2 separate regions of the Homo sapiens genome follow, and region 2 is linked to region 1. The links are chromatin loops, found by intact Hi-C in ENCODE. Cell type or tissue: PC-3. All regions are shown on one strand. Links, peaks and the distances in the headings refer to the core of each region. The heading gives the core; the rest is flanking DNA.

Region 1 (8,767 bases), core at 149-8,148:
AGAAACCCTGTCTCTACTAAAAATACAAAATTAGCCGGGCGTGGTGGTGCATGCCTGTAATCCCAGCTACTCGGGAGGCTAAGGCAGGAGAATCGCTTGAATCTGGGAGGTGGAGGTTGCAGTGAGCCAAGATCACGCCATTGCACTCCAGCCTGGGCAACAAGAGTGAAACTTCATCTAAAAAAAAAAAAAAATTAGCTGGGCGTGGTAGCACACGTCTGCAATCCCAGCTACTTGGAGGCTGAGGCAAGAGAATTGCTTGAACCCAGGAGGTGGAGGCAGTAGCGAGCTGAGACTGCGCCACTGTACCCCAGCCCGGACGACAGAGTGAGACTCCGTTTCAAAAAACAAAAACAATAAAATGTACAATTTAAACAAGGTGTCTCAGATATCTACTTTGTAGCACTGCATTGATTTGCATTTGGCGAGTTTCCTTTAACATCACCATACTTCTCCCGCATCACTGACCTCCTCAGGCCAAAACTAGACCAGCGTTCTTTTGTGTGTGTGTGTGTGTGTGTGTGTGTGTGTGTGTGTGTGTGTGTGTGTGCGTGATTTAAGATGGCTCTGTCATCCTGGCTGGAGCACAGTGGCAGGATCTCAGCTCACTGCAGCCTCTGCCTACTGGATTGAAGTGATTCTCATGCCTCGGCCTCCCAACTAGCTGGGACTACAAGTGTGTGCCACGCCCAGCTAATTTTTGTATTTTTAGTAGAGACTGGGTTTCACCACGTTGGCCAGGCTGGTCTCGAACTCCTGACCTCAAATGATCTGCCCACCTCAGCCTCCTAAAGTGCTGAGATTATAGGTGTGAGCCACTGCGCCCGGCCACTAGACCAGCTTTGTTTCTGCTAAAAGTAGATCTGAGCTTATCATATCTGTTTTTTCCCCTAGAAGACAAACAACCTGAAAACTATCCACTTAAGAATGCTGAGGCTCTCTGCATAGGACTGAGTACTGAGCTAGGGACAGCCCCATAAGCTAGTTGATACCTGAACAGGGCTGCTTATGAAAGTCACAGAAAATTTTCATCTTTTTTCTGCAACACCAAAGTTCCTCCAAGGAAAATATCAGCCTGGCCATCCAAGTATAAAAACAGCAATCCACTAAGTTTATTCCTTACCCGAGGCTGCAAACTTCAACACAGTCTACAATTCTTCAATTACTAGAACTGTAAATAGCAAGTTACTAACAATGGAGAAAAAGAAAACAATAACAAAACATCTAATACCGCCCTTTGTTATTCAAATTCTTTTCCACAAGTTAGTTCCCAAAGATCTCTTCCTTTGCTGATGATTCCTTTTAAGCTTGCCAGGAGTGCAGTGCAAAAGCAGTAGTGGGCAAAGATTTATGAATATAAGAAAGAACTGGCCGGGCACAGTGGCTCACGCCTGTAATCCTAGCACTTTGGGAGGCCAAGGCAGGTGGATCACGAGGTTAAGAGATCAAGACCATCCTGGCCTCTCTACGAAAAATACAAAAAAATTATCTGGGCGTGGTGGTACATGCCTGTAGTCCCAGCTACTCGAGAGGCTGAGGCAGGAGGATCACCTGAACCTGGAGGTGGAGGTTGCAGTGAGCCGAGATCGCGTCACTGCACTCCAGCCTGGTGACAGAGTGAGACTCTGGCAGGTTCACTTTGGGCACAATGACCCCGCTTCTGTAAATGTGTCCTCACCTCAAAGCGGGGGTGACAAGACCACTCACTGAAACACAGGAAGGCAAATCCTAGAATGTATTAATATATAAATAACTAAAGGAAAAATCTCATTCCTCTTCATTCCTGCTTTTATGACTTAACATGTCTGCAACATATTCATGTGGTAGTAAATGTTTGGTATTCTCTAGTCACGATGAACCTGGAAAGTGTTGACTCATGGGCTAGGGTAAGAGAAAGGAGAATAGTTCAAACAGCTTCTACAGATTGGTTTCTAAGAATCAGGATGGGAACATGTGCACAGTGAACTTTCAGCCTTTACGACCAACCACCTGCTGCACTTGGACATCTCAAAAGCACATCAAGTACACACTGTCTAAAACCAAGCCTACTAACTTCCTTCTCCTTTCGGGCTTCTAGGATCCCCCTAACTCACTAAATGGCATTAGTTGTGAAAGCCAAAAATCTAGGTTGCCATCATTGACTCATCTGTTCCCCCACTCACCCTGTCACAATCCATAAGTCACTCCGGTTCATCCACTTTATCCCTCTAGAAGTAGTCACTGTCATTAGGATCACTCCTGAGCCGGGCACGGTGGCTCACGCCTGTAATCCCAGCACTTTGGGAGGCTGAGGCAGGCAGATTGCTTGAGGTCAGGAGTTCGAGACCCGCCTGGTCAATATGATGAAACCCCGACTCTACTAAAAATACAAAAGTTAGCCGACCGTGGTCATGCACCTGTAATCCCAGCTACTTGGGAGGCTGAGGCATGAGAATTGCTTGAACCTGGGAGGCGGAGTTTGCAGTGAGCCGAGATGGCACCACTGCACTCCATCCTGGGCAACAGAGCGAGACTCTGTCTCCAAAAAAATTACCGCCTAATTTCTTCCGATGCATTTTCCCTTAAAATTTACAAATATTGGCTGGGTGCGGTGTCTCACACCTTGTAATCCCAGCACTTTGGGAGGCTGAGGCGAGTGGATCACCTGAGGTCAGGAGTTCGAGACCAGCCTGGCCAACATGGTGAAACCCCGTCTCTATTAAAAATACGAAAATTAGCCGGGCATGGTGATGCGTGCCCGTAATCCCAGCTACTAGGTGGGCTGAGGCAGGAGGGTCACCTGAACCTGGGAGGCGAAGACTGCAGTGAGCTGAGATCGTGCCACTGCACTCCAGCCTGGGCAACAAAGCAAGACTCTTTCAAAAAAAAAATTACAAATATTATGACATAGTTCACAAACGCCAAAGCAAAATAATATATAAATATGCACACCATAAAGCATGTTAACAAAATGAACATTCACACACTGACTAGCCAAGTTGTGAAAACATTACCATCATCTTTTAAAAATGTAAATATAACCAAATCACTCTTTGCTTACAATGCACATAATTCAGCCACACTGGTCTTTTCGATTTCCCAGTTCTGGCTGCCTCTTATCTTAGGATCTTTGCTGTCACTTCCGTTAAGAATGTGCTCTCCCACCTTCATTCTCCACCCGTTAACCTCTCTTATGAAATCCTCCTGAGTAGTCACGATTTCCTTCACAAGCACTTACCACATCTGGAATGACACAGTTCTGACTGATTGTTAAAGACCGGAAGCTCCATGTGAGCACAGACAGCATCTTTTCTGCTCATCACCGCATATCTTGTACCCAGCGTAATGCCCTGGCACCAGTACCTGTTTGCTAGATGATAAAACGAAGAGGAATTTCCTGGGTTGTGGATAGGGGCCAGTGGAAGAAAAAAAAATCTCTTACAATTTCATAGGTAGCACAGCCATTCCTTATGAAAATTATCATTCTTCCCCATCAGTAAATCCTACCTTTAATGAATTCTAGCCTATGGGGCCATATATTTCAAAGGATTGCCTAATTTAATTGCTTTGGCCTTGATACGCTTCAAGAACACAGCAATCTTCTACTAGTGGGTCTCTCCATATTAATTTCCACTCATTTCGCTATCGCCCATCTGCAACAGACCTTAGGACTAGTATTTTTATTTATTTATTTTTTTGAGACCGAGTTTTGCTCTTGTCGCCCAGGCTGGAGTGCAATGGCTCGATCTTGGCTCACTGCAACCTATGCCTCCTGGGTTCAAGCAATTCTCCTGCCTCAGCCTCCCAAGTAGCTGGGACTACAGGCGCATGCCACCATGGCTGGCTAATTTTTTGTATTTTTAGTAGAGACAGGGTTTCTCCATGTTGGTCAGGCAGGTCTTGAACTCCTGACCTCAGGTGATCCACCCACCTCAGCCTCCCAAAGTGCTGGGATTACAGGCGTGAGCCACCGTGCCCAGCCAAGGACTAGTATTTTTAAAGTTCGCATCTTGACTTTGACCTTGCTCGACCAAGAATTTATTCTTGGAACCAAAAATCAAGAGGTGAATAATTATCCTTTTCTAGTACATAGCTCAACAAAATTAACTGATAACAACTTTTAAGTATATATACACTGTGAAATAAATGTTCTGTAATAGTACATGTGAATGTAAAACACTAAATTCACAAATACGCTTTGTCATGAATCAGCTATGTGCCAAGACAAATTCCTTAACCGTGTTTACATCATCTTAAGTATCTTAAGAAAAATATGATGTGTTTATCATACATTATTTAACTAGAAACAAATTGTTATTCTAAAAGGTCAGGAAAAACTATTCTTTATGTATGAAATGAAGTTATTTCTACTTATTTTAGAGGCTATATACCTATACAGAGAGGCCATACTTATAACATCCATGGATTTGACTGGCATTTAAATTCAGGTTCTGCAGTTTACAACAGTAACTCCTGGAAAAGTCTCATTTAGTTTCCTCACCTATGAAAAAGAGAAGCATTGCCTATCAAACAGGATTACCTGAAGATTAAACAAAATAACATAGGTGGAAGCACCTGTCATCATTTATACTCAAAAAGGTTTTTTAAAAAAGTGAACAGACATGGGATAGCATGGTAGCGTACATAGGTTACAAAATCCTAAAAAGATAGTAAGTTATAAAGAAAATAAAGCATAGTGGCTCACACCTCTAATCCCAGCACTTTGGGAGGCCGAGGCAGGTGGATTGCTTGAGCTCAGGAGTTTGAGACCAGCCTGGGCAACATGGCAAAACCTCGTCTCTACAAAAAATACAAAGATTAGCCGAGTGTGATGGCATGTGCCTGTGGTCCCAGCTACTTGGGAGGCTGAGGTGGGAGGATCACTTGAGCCTGGCAGGTCGAGGTTGCAGTGCGCCGTGATTGCACCACTGCACTCCAGCCTGGGTGACAGAGCGAGACCCTGTCTTAAAACAACAAAACAAACACACAACCCCCAGAGTGCTTGTTTATATTAAAGCAAATGGTCATAAAATATTGGACTAAACCTTAAAATAAGTCTGCACCTTCAGTAGCAATTAAATATTTGCTTTCAAAGGGAAAGGACTGGCATGTGGACAAGGCCTCATGCTGGCTGGCTATAAAATGCATCACTGACTCACATACGTAAACTACCTTAGTATTAATGACTTCTAAAAAACTTCTGAGGGTTTTGCTTACTTGTGTTTTCTGCAGTGAAGCATAGAAAATCCTCCTCTCCTTGCTCCTTTTTCCTTTTCATAGCTCTGAGCTGTTTTGCCCACTCGCACTAGTTACTGCACAGCAGGGCGGCCAGGTCAGAGCTCTGGGCTGTGTGCTACAGCTTCTGCAGTGATGACTTCAATCTCCTGACCTAACTTGACAAGACTGCAACTCTTCCCAGCACTCTCTGCAGGGGAAGGTGTGCGCTGCAATGAATTCCAAACATTGCTCCCTTTCTGAATGGTGCCTTGGTTGAACAGATTTGGCCTCTCTTCCTCATGCGAGAGATGTTTCCTTTCAGATAAAATGGAGAAAGGATGTGAAGAAAACTCTTGTAAGCCATCTCTGTAGACCTCCGCACAAGTATTTTGTCCATTTTTCAGTATATTTTCTTGACAATTAGATACCAGGATAAGACTTAATTTAACATTTATAAATATTTAAGAAAAAAAGGAATCAATTTGGAAAACTTTTATCAATCAACAAGTTATCAAAACAAGGGTTTGCTTTTTGACAGTGAATGTACAATATTATATGGTTTGCCATTATTTCCTCTTTTGGAAGAAAGGTAAAATGAGAAATACATTATATAAGTCATTATAAGTTCAGTAGATTTTTAAAACACTTGAGACACGAGTTAGAAAAAATGCAATTGAATAAACCAATTGTAAGACCCATCTCAAAACAACAAATTTAAATATGAACCACATATTAGATGATACTAAGTAATTATTGTTTTTGTTAGGAGTAATAATATCACTGTGGATTTTTTAAAGGCCTTACTGAAGTATTATAAGTGAAATAATTTGTGTGATTTGCTTTAAAATATTCCGATTTTAAAAATTTTGTGTTGGATGGATGCAGTGGCTCATGCTTGTAATCCCAGCACTTTGGGAGACAGAGATAGGATTGCTTGAGGCCAGAAGTTCCAGACTAGCCTGGGAAACATGGCGAAACCCCGTCTCTTATTTTTTTTAAAATAAAGAAAAATTGTATGTTGAGGGAGGAGGGGTGTGGTGGTGGTGGTGATGGTGTGGATAGACAATAAATATGATAATAGATCGCAGTACTCTTAACACTGCTGTTGAGATATATATATATATATATTATATATATATATATATATAAAATAAACAAAATAATGGGATTTATATATGTGGCACCCAGTACAATGTACAATTTTCTTTTTTAAAAAAGTATTTAGGTTATGCATTGCTAAGCACATCTGTGATTGATGAGAGTGACTCTAGTATCTAAACTGTTGGAGGAGGGTTGTAAGGGTAACAGGTAGGGGAGGCATATAGAAGGAATATGTTGGTATCATAGATTTCCTAAGACTCAGGGAAGGCCACAGAGCTAGGGTACTAGTCTATGCTAGAATTAATGGATTATGCAACCGAAGAAAGACAACTTTTGAATGAAAAGCTCTCTCTGTGCCAGACTTGAGGTCACCAAGCATCCTGCTCACACTCTGCGATGTCTGTGGAGTAGCACACCACCAGAAACTGCTGATGGAATTACATCTTCAAGATTCAAAATGTTTAGATCCAATATATCTAATCCATAAAAATAAAGCATTCTTTATGCTGAATGCAGTCCTATGCAGTCAAGAACAATAATCTAGACATTTTTCATGTAGGATTTAAATAGGAGTACAAGTGAATTAAACCATTCAGATAAAAACGCAACTAAAGATGCATTAGCTGCTTTGAGTCAATATATTTTGTGGTCAACCTGATACTCCATCCACATAAAAAAGGCATTCTATTTCTTTATTTTTTTTTTATTTGACAAGCAGCAGTATCATGTTTGTCATTTTAATGTAGATACAATTATTAGGTTATCTGTCATATTACAATATTTAAGTTTTTAAATTTTATGTCCTTTAAGATACATTAAAAAAAAAAAAAAAGACACATCAACTGCAAACGTGAAGGGGAGAAAAAGCATGGTACCCAACCGAATTTCCACTTTTCAGCAATACTTCACTCATTCTTTTAATAAAGTTTTAAGAAATGTCATAATGACATGAGCTTGAAATATCTCTAGGCATTTTCTTTGACGCTCATGACGTGGCACTGGTGATGTTGTAAACAGCAGAAAACAGGGGCTGCCAAATGACCAAATTATGGAGGCACAGTCCTGCTTTTTCCCACAGGAACACACCAAATGGTGATGGCAATGATCTTCTCACACCACGCTGGAGGAGAGCGACATCACGCGACGTAGCTGTATTCATCTGCCGACGCCTGGCTGCGTTCTATGTATTGTTTGTCTATCAGAACTTCAATACACTTCTTAATCATGCTGATACTGGGATTAAACCTAGCTCTTGACTGGCTAATCACCTGTGGAAGAGATGTGGAAGTCAAACTACTGCCAGTTCTTCAGCTATTAAGTAATGACTTTTAACCAATCAGTTTAAAGTGCCTCAAATGTACTGAGGTTTCAACAAATGGGCCAAATTAAGTATGAAAATAGGAACTACAATGTGGAAAATGGATACAGCAAAATCTAATAATGATACATAATTAAGTGAAACAATAAACTAATTAACCTAAGTACTCACACACAACCCCAAGCTTCTATTTAACTCAACTCTCAGCTCTTAGTTCAAACACTTTCTCAAGAAAGTTTTCCCCAGCAGCCCCTAGGCCAGGATATTTAAATACATTCTCATAGTACTGTATACGTTTCCTTCAGTGCATGCTAATGTAATTTTACATTTATTTGCATATCATTTCAATAGTGTATTTCTTCCCCCATTAAACTGTGAACTCCAAAAAAGCCTGCCATATCTTCAGCTGCTCTGTGCTATATCCCAGGGACCAGCCCAGCTGTCTATCACATGGTAGGCTCAGATAGTTATGGAATGAATGAATATCTGATGGGTCAATTTCCTTCAATAACTGGACAGAAGACTCAATGAATCAGCAAGTTTTAGACCTCTAAAATAAAGCCAAAGCAAATATGAATTTATTATTATCATTTGAGATAGCATCTCACTGTGTCACACAGGCTCAATCCCTGGGCTCAAGCAATCCTCCCGCCTCAGCCTCCCAAGTAGTTGGTACTACAAGTGTGCCGCCACAACTGGCTAATTTTTTAATTTTTTAATTTTTTTTTTTTTTTTTTTTTAGGTGAGATGGGGTCTCCCTGTGTTGCCCAGGCTGGTCTGAAACTCCTGGACTCAAGTGATCCTCCTGTCTTGGCCTAACAAGACATTCAGATTACAGGTGTCCACTGGGCATGGTGGCTCACACCTGTAACCCCAGCACTTTTGGAGGCCGAGGCAGGTGGATCACCTGAGGTCAGGAGTTCGAGACCAGCCTGGCCAACATGGTGAAACCCTGTCTCTACGAAAAATACAAAAATTAGCCAAGTATGGTGGTGCACGCCTGTATTCCCAACTACTCGGGAGGCTGAGGCAGGAGACTCACTTGAACCTGGGAGGCAGAGGTTGCAGTGAGCCAAGATCACGCCACTGTACTCCAGCCTGGGCGACAGAGCAAGACTCTGTCTCAACAACAACAACAAAAAGGATTACAGG
Region 2 (8,767 bases), core at 260-8,259, 51 kb after region 1:
TTCTTCTTCCATGCTTTTTATTGCTGAATGTTGGATGCTGAAATTTTACACTGTTCAGCCATTAGGCACCCTATTAACAATGATTGCAAAGAATACTTTTAAACATTAAACTCTTTTCTAATATTTATTATTTTCCAAGTATGGATCACTAGGCTTAGGACTTGGGATTACTTGGTCAAAAGGTATTAAGTATTTTAAACTGTACTGAAAGAAAGACACTGATCAATTTCTTTCGGAAAGGATTACACTACCTTAAATGTCTCCTAATGCTGCCTCTTAGCCTGTTTATTTCCTTCATTAACATAAATCACAAGTTAACATTAATTTCCTATTTGGCATCTGCTTCCCTTACATGAACTTACAAGCTTTTGTGTGCAGGGACCTTCTGTCTGTTCACCATTGTATCCCCAATGCCTGGCTACTCAATAAAGATGTATTAAATGAATAAACAAGCTTGTACAATAATACTTCTTTCACAATCAGCATAATTTTCCATATTTTAATTTGCACTGTACCTCAAGAACTTGAATGGACCAAACTGCCCATTTAATTGTTTCACTCTGAATTTAATTACTTTTAAAGTAAAGTTACAATAAATTTGTTGTATCCATAAATTTGTGTTTCCTCTCCTCTAGCCTGTCTTTTAAGTACTTGTCCCCTGCACTTTTTAACTACAGGGCCGTCAACACTTTATAATTGTTTCTGAGTTTTTTCACAATGCAGAACCATTAACTCTATCATTCATCCATTATAAATTTAATTATCAAAAGAGTAGTTGTCACATCTTTTTCGTTCCTGAGGATTCTTAGGAAATCACTATAGCATTTTATTTAGGATCTTTTAAATCTTGACCATTTTAAGCTAGCCAAATCAGTGTCCTTAAAAAATGATGTGCAATCAAATTACCTCAGTGTATAAAAACATACTTATGTTTGCTAGTCACTTAAAGAATGTCCTACCTCTCCTATTTCCATAAGTGGTTCATTCATATCTACACCACCATAGCCATACTGAAGGTCCGCTTCTGTTAATTTATTCTTTTTAATAAACTGGGTGTTGAGATACCTGGAAAATAAATGTAATATCAATGGATATTAAGTTAAAGTCAGTAGGAAAGCAAATGACTTGCAACTTTAGAAGAATATTTTTAAGATTACATATAAGCCATGGAATAGCCTACTAACAAATCCAAAAGAAATGAATTATGTAGAGATTAGAAATATAATAAAAATTAAAATTATCAGCCCACCTTTCTCTGCAAGCCCTTACAATACCCTTCTAGCCCAACAGCTCTTATCCAAGTTTCAGAATTTCTATAATCTCGTTTGCTACTTCCCAGACTCTTCTTGGGAAAGTCAAGATAAAGTCCACTTTCCAAAAATTAAACAGAGAATGGTTAAAAGATAAAAGTCAAGTTAGCTTTCTAATTTATATTCTAATCACCAGGAAGAAATGCAATTTTTCATTTTTAAACAAAAAAGATCACAATCAGTAGGTAAGAAAATGGAACACAGTGTTACAGATAGTAAGTATGGGCAAGATTGACAGATACAAGATGACTTTGTCTACCAGAGGAAAATGAATTATACTAAAAATGTTTAATATATTTCAAGACTAATATATGTGATTAACTCAGAATAACTGAGATGAATACAGAAATCTAAAATAAAATAAAACATGGAGAAAGGACTCGTAATGTTCAACTGTGTAGTTTTTAGGATTCCAGATTTCACTATAATGCCTTTAAACAGTCACCACCTAAAACTATTCATTTGAAAGGTTCTGCTAGTGTAAATAGCTACTGACAATACAAGTATTTTAGGCAACAACCCATGAAATCTATACATGAATATATACACTTTTCAAAATTCACTACACCAAAATGAAGGGTCCACTCAGCATTTACAGACAAATTAAAAACGAAGACAACCAAAACAAGACAACAATTTTGGGAAACAATTAAACACATAATTCCTGGCCAGGCGTCGGGGCTCACGCCTGTAATCCCAGTGCTTTGGGAGGCTGAGGCGGGAGGATCACTTGAGGCCAGCAGTTTGAGAGCAGCCTGGGTAACAGCGAGACTGTCTCTTAAGGAAATAATAATAATAACTCCTAGAAAATTGACTCCAAAGTGGTATACCCACAACCATTTACACAAGCTCCATCTCCATATTCACTAGTCAAGGCTCTAGACTCCATGGCTTACAACCTTGATGTACCATTTGATATTTTAGTGTCCTCTGACCATAAGTTACAAGATCATACTCTTTTTTTTCCCCTTTAAAATGCCATTTATTCCTTCCTCTCTATCCTCACTGTAACTCTCAAAATTTCATGCTGAGTTTCCAACCATGCCTTCCAGCTAAGGAAAGAGGAATAAGATTGAGAGACAAAAGTAAAAGGTAAAGAGGGGATGGCCTCTCCACCTAAGTGCCCCATCCCAGATATTCTGAGGGTAGTCAGTCCCCTTTCATCCGAGTCTCAGCACAGACACACCTTTCAGGTGTGCCCTGAACCCCAGAGGAGTTAGCCTTCACTTCCCAGCCCTAAGCAAGTAACTATTTAACGCACAACTGTTTTACTTTCTTCACAGTAATTGCTACTATATGAAATAATCCTATGCTTTTATTGGTTTCTTTTTTTGTGCATTCATCTTCTCTCTAGAATGTACAGTATACAAAGCAAGAACCTCCTCTTGTAGACAGCATCCACAGTAGTGGCAGGCAAAAGTCAAGTCCTCAAAAAATAATTACTGAATAAATAAATGGATAACATTCCAGACAGCAAGGATAGCAAAAGCTAACAGTAGAACACAAACCTGGAAAAGCAGCCTGCAGCCAGATCATAAAAGCCATGAATACCAGGAAATAAAAGTAATCACTAACATTTATTGAGATCACCTGTCAGACACAGCCCTAAGCATTTTATGTGGCTGAATACTATAAGACAGATGTATGTGGTACTCCTATGATCATTTTATACATAAGAAAGCTGCAGCCTAGAGAGGTTAAAGAGCTTGCCAAAGGTCAATCGGCTCCTAAGTGGCAGGGCTGGCACAGAAACTCAGGAGAGGTCTTCCACTCCCATTCAACATCGGCTGAGGGTATATCGTGTGCCAGGTCAACATGAGGCACTGGAAACACAAAGATGAAAAGCAAAAATATGGTCTCTGCCCACACAGAGCTCACTCTGTGGTACAATATACAAACAAATATAAGATTTCGTCAGGAGCGGTGCTCCCTCAGTAGAGGGTACTTAATTGTCATATTACCATTTACATATGCCTTCCAATACGGAATCTGCTCCAAACCAGTTTTCTTTTCTGGTCACTGGCACCAAGACCATTCCAGTAACCTCGCCTAAAACATCAGAATCACTTATCTCATCCTTCCATTTTGCCTGCTTTAATCAGTCAGTCTTCCTGTCTTCCTAAAGTATGCATCACTTCCTCTCACTACTTCCTTTGACTTCCAATCTACTTGCTGACCCTCTGCCCCGATTATGTGGAACACTTTTATGACTGGGCTCTACTTCAGTTTCTGGCATCTTTAATTCATCTAAAAATTCTGCTGTCAGGATGTTACTTTCCTATTCAGAATTCTACAGGAGCTTCCTTTACCTACATAATAAGTGTAAACTGCCTAGCATAGAAGCAGATGCTAAATCTGCAGATCAGGCCTGCATTCACTAATCCATTCCAAAGATCTAGATGTATATTCTTGAGCCAGGTATTGATTTAGTGCAGCTTTACATGCTTTGTATCTGCAAAGACAAACCAGTATTATCTTTTCCTCACAGAATAAAATTTAAACTAACTTACATTAACTATGTCTTTCTTATTGCAGATTTTTACTCTTGGTAAATTTAAGCTTGAAATACAATGTTTTAAAATAAAGTCATGGCCAGGCACGGTGGCTCATGTCTGTAATCCTGGCACTTTGGGAGGCTGAGGCAGGCAGATCACCTGAGGTCAGGAGACCAGTCTGGCCAACATGGTGAAACCCCGTCTCTACTAAAAAAATACAAAAATTAGCCAGGCATGGTGGTGGTTGCCTGTAATCCCAGCTACTCAGGAGGCTGAGGCAGGAGAATCACTTGAACCCAGGAGGCGGAGGTTGCAGTGAGCCGAGATCGTGCCACTGCACTCCAGCCTGGGCGACGGAGCAAGACTCCGTCTGAAAAAAAAAAAAAAGAAAAAAAGAAAATAAAGTCACAATTTAAAATATAAACAGTGCCATTTTTCATTTTAATATGGACACCATTCTTATTTTATAAGTCACTGTAGTATTTTACAATCAAATTTATTAACCACATATTTGCTTCTTAATAAAGACATGGGCTGGACGCAGTGGCTCACGCCTGTAATCCCAGCACTTTGGGAGGCTGAGGCAGGTGGATCACTCGAGGTCAGGAGTTCGAGACCATCCTGGCCAACATGGTGAAACCCCATCTCTACTAAAAAAAAATACAAAAATTAGCCAGGTGTGGTGGCGCGTGCCAGTAATCCCAGCTACTCAGGAGGCTGAGGAAGGAGAATCACTTGAATCTGGGAGGCGGATGCTGCAGTGAGCCAAGATTGTGCCACTGCACTCCAGCCGGGGAAACAGCGAGACTCGGTCCCAAAAATTAGTAATAAAATTTTTAAAAAAAGAACATTTATGATTCATGGGAGAAGGTCTAAATATCATTATGAACAGGTGATTAGAAGATGCTGATTCTATAAAGGGAAATAAAATCTCAGGATTCCCAAAACTCCTATGCCAAAACAGGAATTTAACCTTGGAGGCTGAGTCATGCTAAATGGCCATCCTCTTCCTGGACGAATAACTCTTACAAGTTTGTGTCGAAACATTATATATTAGCCAGACCCCCGTGGTAAGGCAAAAAGCCTCAGCCATTTCCTGATGACTAACCCGCCTCAAAAAGTCACTCATTCGTAAATTCTTTGCTAGCCTCGAAACCATTAAAATGTAAATCCTCCCATAACACAAGGACAGGTCCATTGTAACTCCAGATCTGTAGTCTAAAGTCTAGTTCCTAAAACCTAAGGTCTGCTAGCATCCACCTGATAAGTGTCGATTCTTAGCTGATAATTCCCAGGCACAGAGCAAAGGCAAGATGAGAGTAATCATTCCTTCCCTGAGATGTCTGCACAACTGTTTTCTTCTTCTATTTCCTTTTGCTTCAAAGGTTTATCTTATATAAAATGTAGATTTACTGGGCATTAATTAGTCTCACAAGTAGGTAACCATTTGCCTCACTGCCACCACCCCTCATGTTTTAAGGAAAATGTATAAACACTAACCCTCCTAAGAACCTCTTTGGACAAAACAGCCACAGATGCATCTGTGCCTTGCGTTTTTCCTGGGAGCATCCTTAAGCTAGCTCAATAAACCTTGATTGAGACAGCTGCCTCAGTCACTCAATTCAGTTAACACTTCCAACCCTCATGGATGAGTTAGGGGGTCAAGACTTCAGGGGAGGAAGTGACTGGAGGTGTGGTGGAAACATCAAGAGAACTCAGAAGTGGATCCTGAAGATGGGACTGAATTGCTGCAATCTCATGATATAACTTGAATGGATAAGGAGTTGCTTCTTATGGATGAGAAAGTGGTTTCTTGAGACAGAATCTACTCCTAATAAGACGGTATGAACATTGTTGAAATGACAACAAAGGATTCAAATATTACATAAGCCTAGCTGATAAGGTGGTGGCAGGGTTTGAGAGGACTGACTCCAATTTCGTAAGAATTTCTACTGCAGGTAAAATGCTATCCAACAGCATTGCACCCTAGAGAGAAATCTTTTGTGAAGAAAGAGTCAACTGATGCAGCTAACTTCATTGTTGTCTTATTTTAAGACATTGCCACAGCCTCCCCAACCTTCAGCAACCACCACCATGATCAGTCAGCAGCCATCAACACCGAGGTAAGAAGACTGGCAAAAGGATTACAACTTGCTGAAGGCTCAAATGATCAACAGCATTTTTTTTAGCAATAAAGTAATTTTAAATTAAGTTGTGCACATTTTTTTAGACAATGCTACTGCACACTTAACAGACTACAGTATAGCATAAACATAACTTATATGCACTGGGAAACCAAACAACTTGTGTGACTTGTCTTACTGCAATATTCCCTTTACATGTGGTGGTCTGGAACTGAACCCACATCATCTCCAAAGTATGCCTGTACAAGAAGATTGAGAATAGAATCTACTTAAGTGAAATACCATGTTTCTGGAACAAGATTATGGTAGAATGAAGTGGTTAAATGGATGGGCTTTGGATTCAGACTGATCTGGGTTTAAATCCTGCCTTTGTGATTCATTAGCTGAGTGACCTTCAACAAAATCATGCTCTCAGCATTGCTTTCTTCCTCTGTAAAAAACAGAGATACTAACTAACTCATATCATTTTACACACACATACACAAACACATATTAAATAGGCTGCAACATTTACTAAAAGTTCACAAATAGCACCAATTTAATAGTACTAATTTAGCCAGGCACAGTGGCTCATGCCTGTAATCCCAGCACTTTGGGAGACTGAGGAGGGAGGACTGCTTAAGCTCAGGAGTTCAAGACCATCCTGGGCAACATAGTGAGACAGCATCTCTACAAAAAATGAACAACATTAGCCAGGCATGGCGGTGCACACCTGTTGTTCCAGCAACTGGGGAGAAGGGTGTTCGAGGTGGGAGGATTGCTAGGGCCCAGGAGGCTGAGGCTGCAGTGAGCTGAGATCATGCAACTACACTGCAGCCTAGGTGAGATCCTGCCTCAAAAAATAAAAAATAAAAAAAAGGACAAAATAAAAGAAAGAAAAATAGAAAAAGAAAGAGAAGCAATCCAGGCAGATGGAACAGCACCAGGAAAGGCAGGAAGATGGGAGAGACCATGGGCCATTAGGAAACTACAAGTAATTCAATATGCCTAGACCATGGGGAATGCAGAACTTCAAGGGGAAAATAACCCAGTAATTTATCTAACATCGTTTGCATCAAACATAAAATACTGAATGCTAGAGTCAAATAAGAACATATCGAGGGGACATGAGCTGAGATTTTCCCACTAAGTTTCATGCAAGTTGAATTTTCACATTGATCTCTGTTGAGATTAAACATGTGCTACAGGTTGTAAACAATCAGAAGAAACAGAGCCATGCAATCGAGTACAGTTTTACTTTTCACAGAACGTTCCACACACTCCCTGGCTCCTAAATACCCACCTTACCCTGACTATAGACCTTTCCCCACAGCAGAGAAAAGTCCATGTCAGAGAGAATGCTTTAGTTTTGCATATGTGAATGAGAAATAGGCAATAAAAAAATTATCCTGTCAACTACTGAATGCAGGCAACGCTGCTTAGCTTGTCTAGATTTTAAAGGCACACTCACCTATATAAGCAGTCCATATAGTCTGCACCCTTGCTGTATTCTTCCCAGTACCTATGATACATAACAAGTACTTGTTCTTCTGACTCCAAAACTCTCTATATAAAGAGGAAAAATATTTTTACTTGAAAAGCAATAATCATTTTCACTGTCAACAATAAAATGTATCAAAATTAATGTTCTAAAATAATTTACATAATTCTAGCTGTACAAATTACATTTACACAACACATATTAACTACACGTATTAAAAATGAAACAACTGGGAAAGATGTGAGTCTTCAAAATGAAAGTGAAGCATCCATAATAGAGAATAAACTGAGCCGAGCGCAGTGGCTCACGCCTGTAATTCCAGCACTTTGGGAGGCCAAGGCGGGTGGATCACCTGAGGTCAGGAGTTCAAGACCAGCCTGACCAACATGGTGAAACCCCGTCTCTACTAAATAAAAAAAAATTAGCCAGCCGTGGTGGCACATGCCTGTAAGTTCCAGCTACTTGGGAAGTTGAGGCAGGAGAATCACTTGAACCCGATCGCACCGAGACCCCACCACTGCACTCCAGGCTGGGTGACAGAGCAAGACTCTGTCTCCCAAAAAAAAAAAAAAAAATCACACTTATAATGTAACCTAAAATATAAAATTGCAAAAAAATTATTAATGTCTTACATAGTTATCACTTATGGTGTTAACCAAAGCTCACTAGCTTACAATAGCAGAACTTTAACATACTAAACACTTTAAGACCACTTTAACACACTTGCTATCAAAAGCACTTTTATAAGCAGATAAATGATCACATTAGAACACTAAAATGCACATGCCATATACTATCAAAAGTAGAGCATTTTCCAATATTTTCAGGGAAACAGCACACAATCAATTGTGCCTTACTTATGAGGGTTTTTTTTTTTTTTTTTTGGTACAGGTAGTGTCTCACTATATTGCCCAGGCTGCTCTTGAACTCCTGGCCTCATATGATCCTCCTGCCTCAGCCTCCCAAAGTACAGAGATTACAGGTGTAAGCCACCGCACCAGGCCAGTTCTTACCATTTAAAAAAGTATCTACTCCTGACCACGTGCAGGGTTAGACAGTTTAAATAAAACTGTGTTGTTTTATTCCCATTTTATAGATAAAGTCAAAACTCAGTCCATAAGGTAGTTGTTAAGTGAGTTGCCCGTGGTTACAACAGCTAATAAAAAGCAGAGTGAAGATTCTTACGCAGGCACTAAATTATCTCATCCAGTTCCTGATTAGATCAGTAGTCTAAATTAAGTTGGAAATGCTGTCTATAGCAAAATACTGCAAAATTCACTGTTTATACACAGATCATGTCTGTGATGCTGCCCCTCTATGTACAGCATACTAATAAAA

Evidence for each region. A loop is a pair of places that touch in the nucleus more often than their neighbours do. Peaks named below come from ENCODE experiments on the same cell type or tissue, not always from the same donor. Only the 100,000 strongest peaks of a DNase experiment are listed, where the experiment ranks them.
Region 2: it touches region 1 in a loop (2.8-fold over the local background); 2 of 110 quality-filtered maps call a loop at or near these places.

Annotation. Positions count from the first base shown.
Region 1 is chr10:35,002,878-35,011,644 of GRCh38, forward strand. CUL2 (cullin 2) reads right to left here. Exons shown (of 21, transcript NM_003591.4): 21 at 5,674-7,565. The coding sequence ends at 7,434. LOC124902409 (a long non-coding RNA gene) reads right to left here and starts at 3,721. Exons shown (of 2, transcript XR_007062110.1): 1 at 2,163-3,721. In PC-3, for the core only: a CTCF peak has its summit at 5,393; DNase peaks (open chromatin) are centred at 2,004, 3,244, 4,204, 5,224 and 1 weaker place; H3K4me3 peaks cover 439 bases; H3K27ac peaks cover 4,619 bases.
Region 2 is chr10:35,053,475-35,062,241 of GRCh38, forward strand. It overlaps CUL2 (cullin 2), which reads right to left. Exons shown (of 21, transcript NM_003591.4): 4 at 7,400-7,494; 5 at 960-1,065. Among named protein-coding and RNA genes, the nearest start is that of MIR3611, 22 kb to the right of the region's middle. In PC-3, for the core only: no CTCF peak of the experiment used is centred there; DNase peaks (open chromatin) are centred at 3,477 and 4,857; H3K4me3 peaks cover 609 bases; H3K27ac peaks cover 3,371 bases.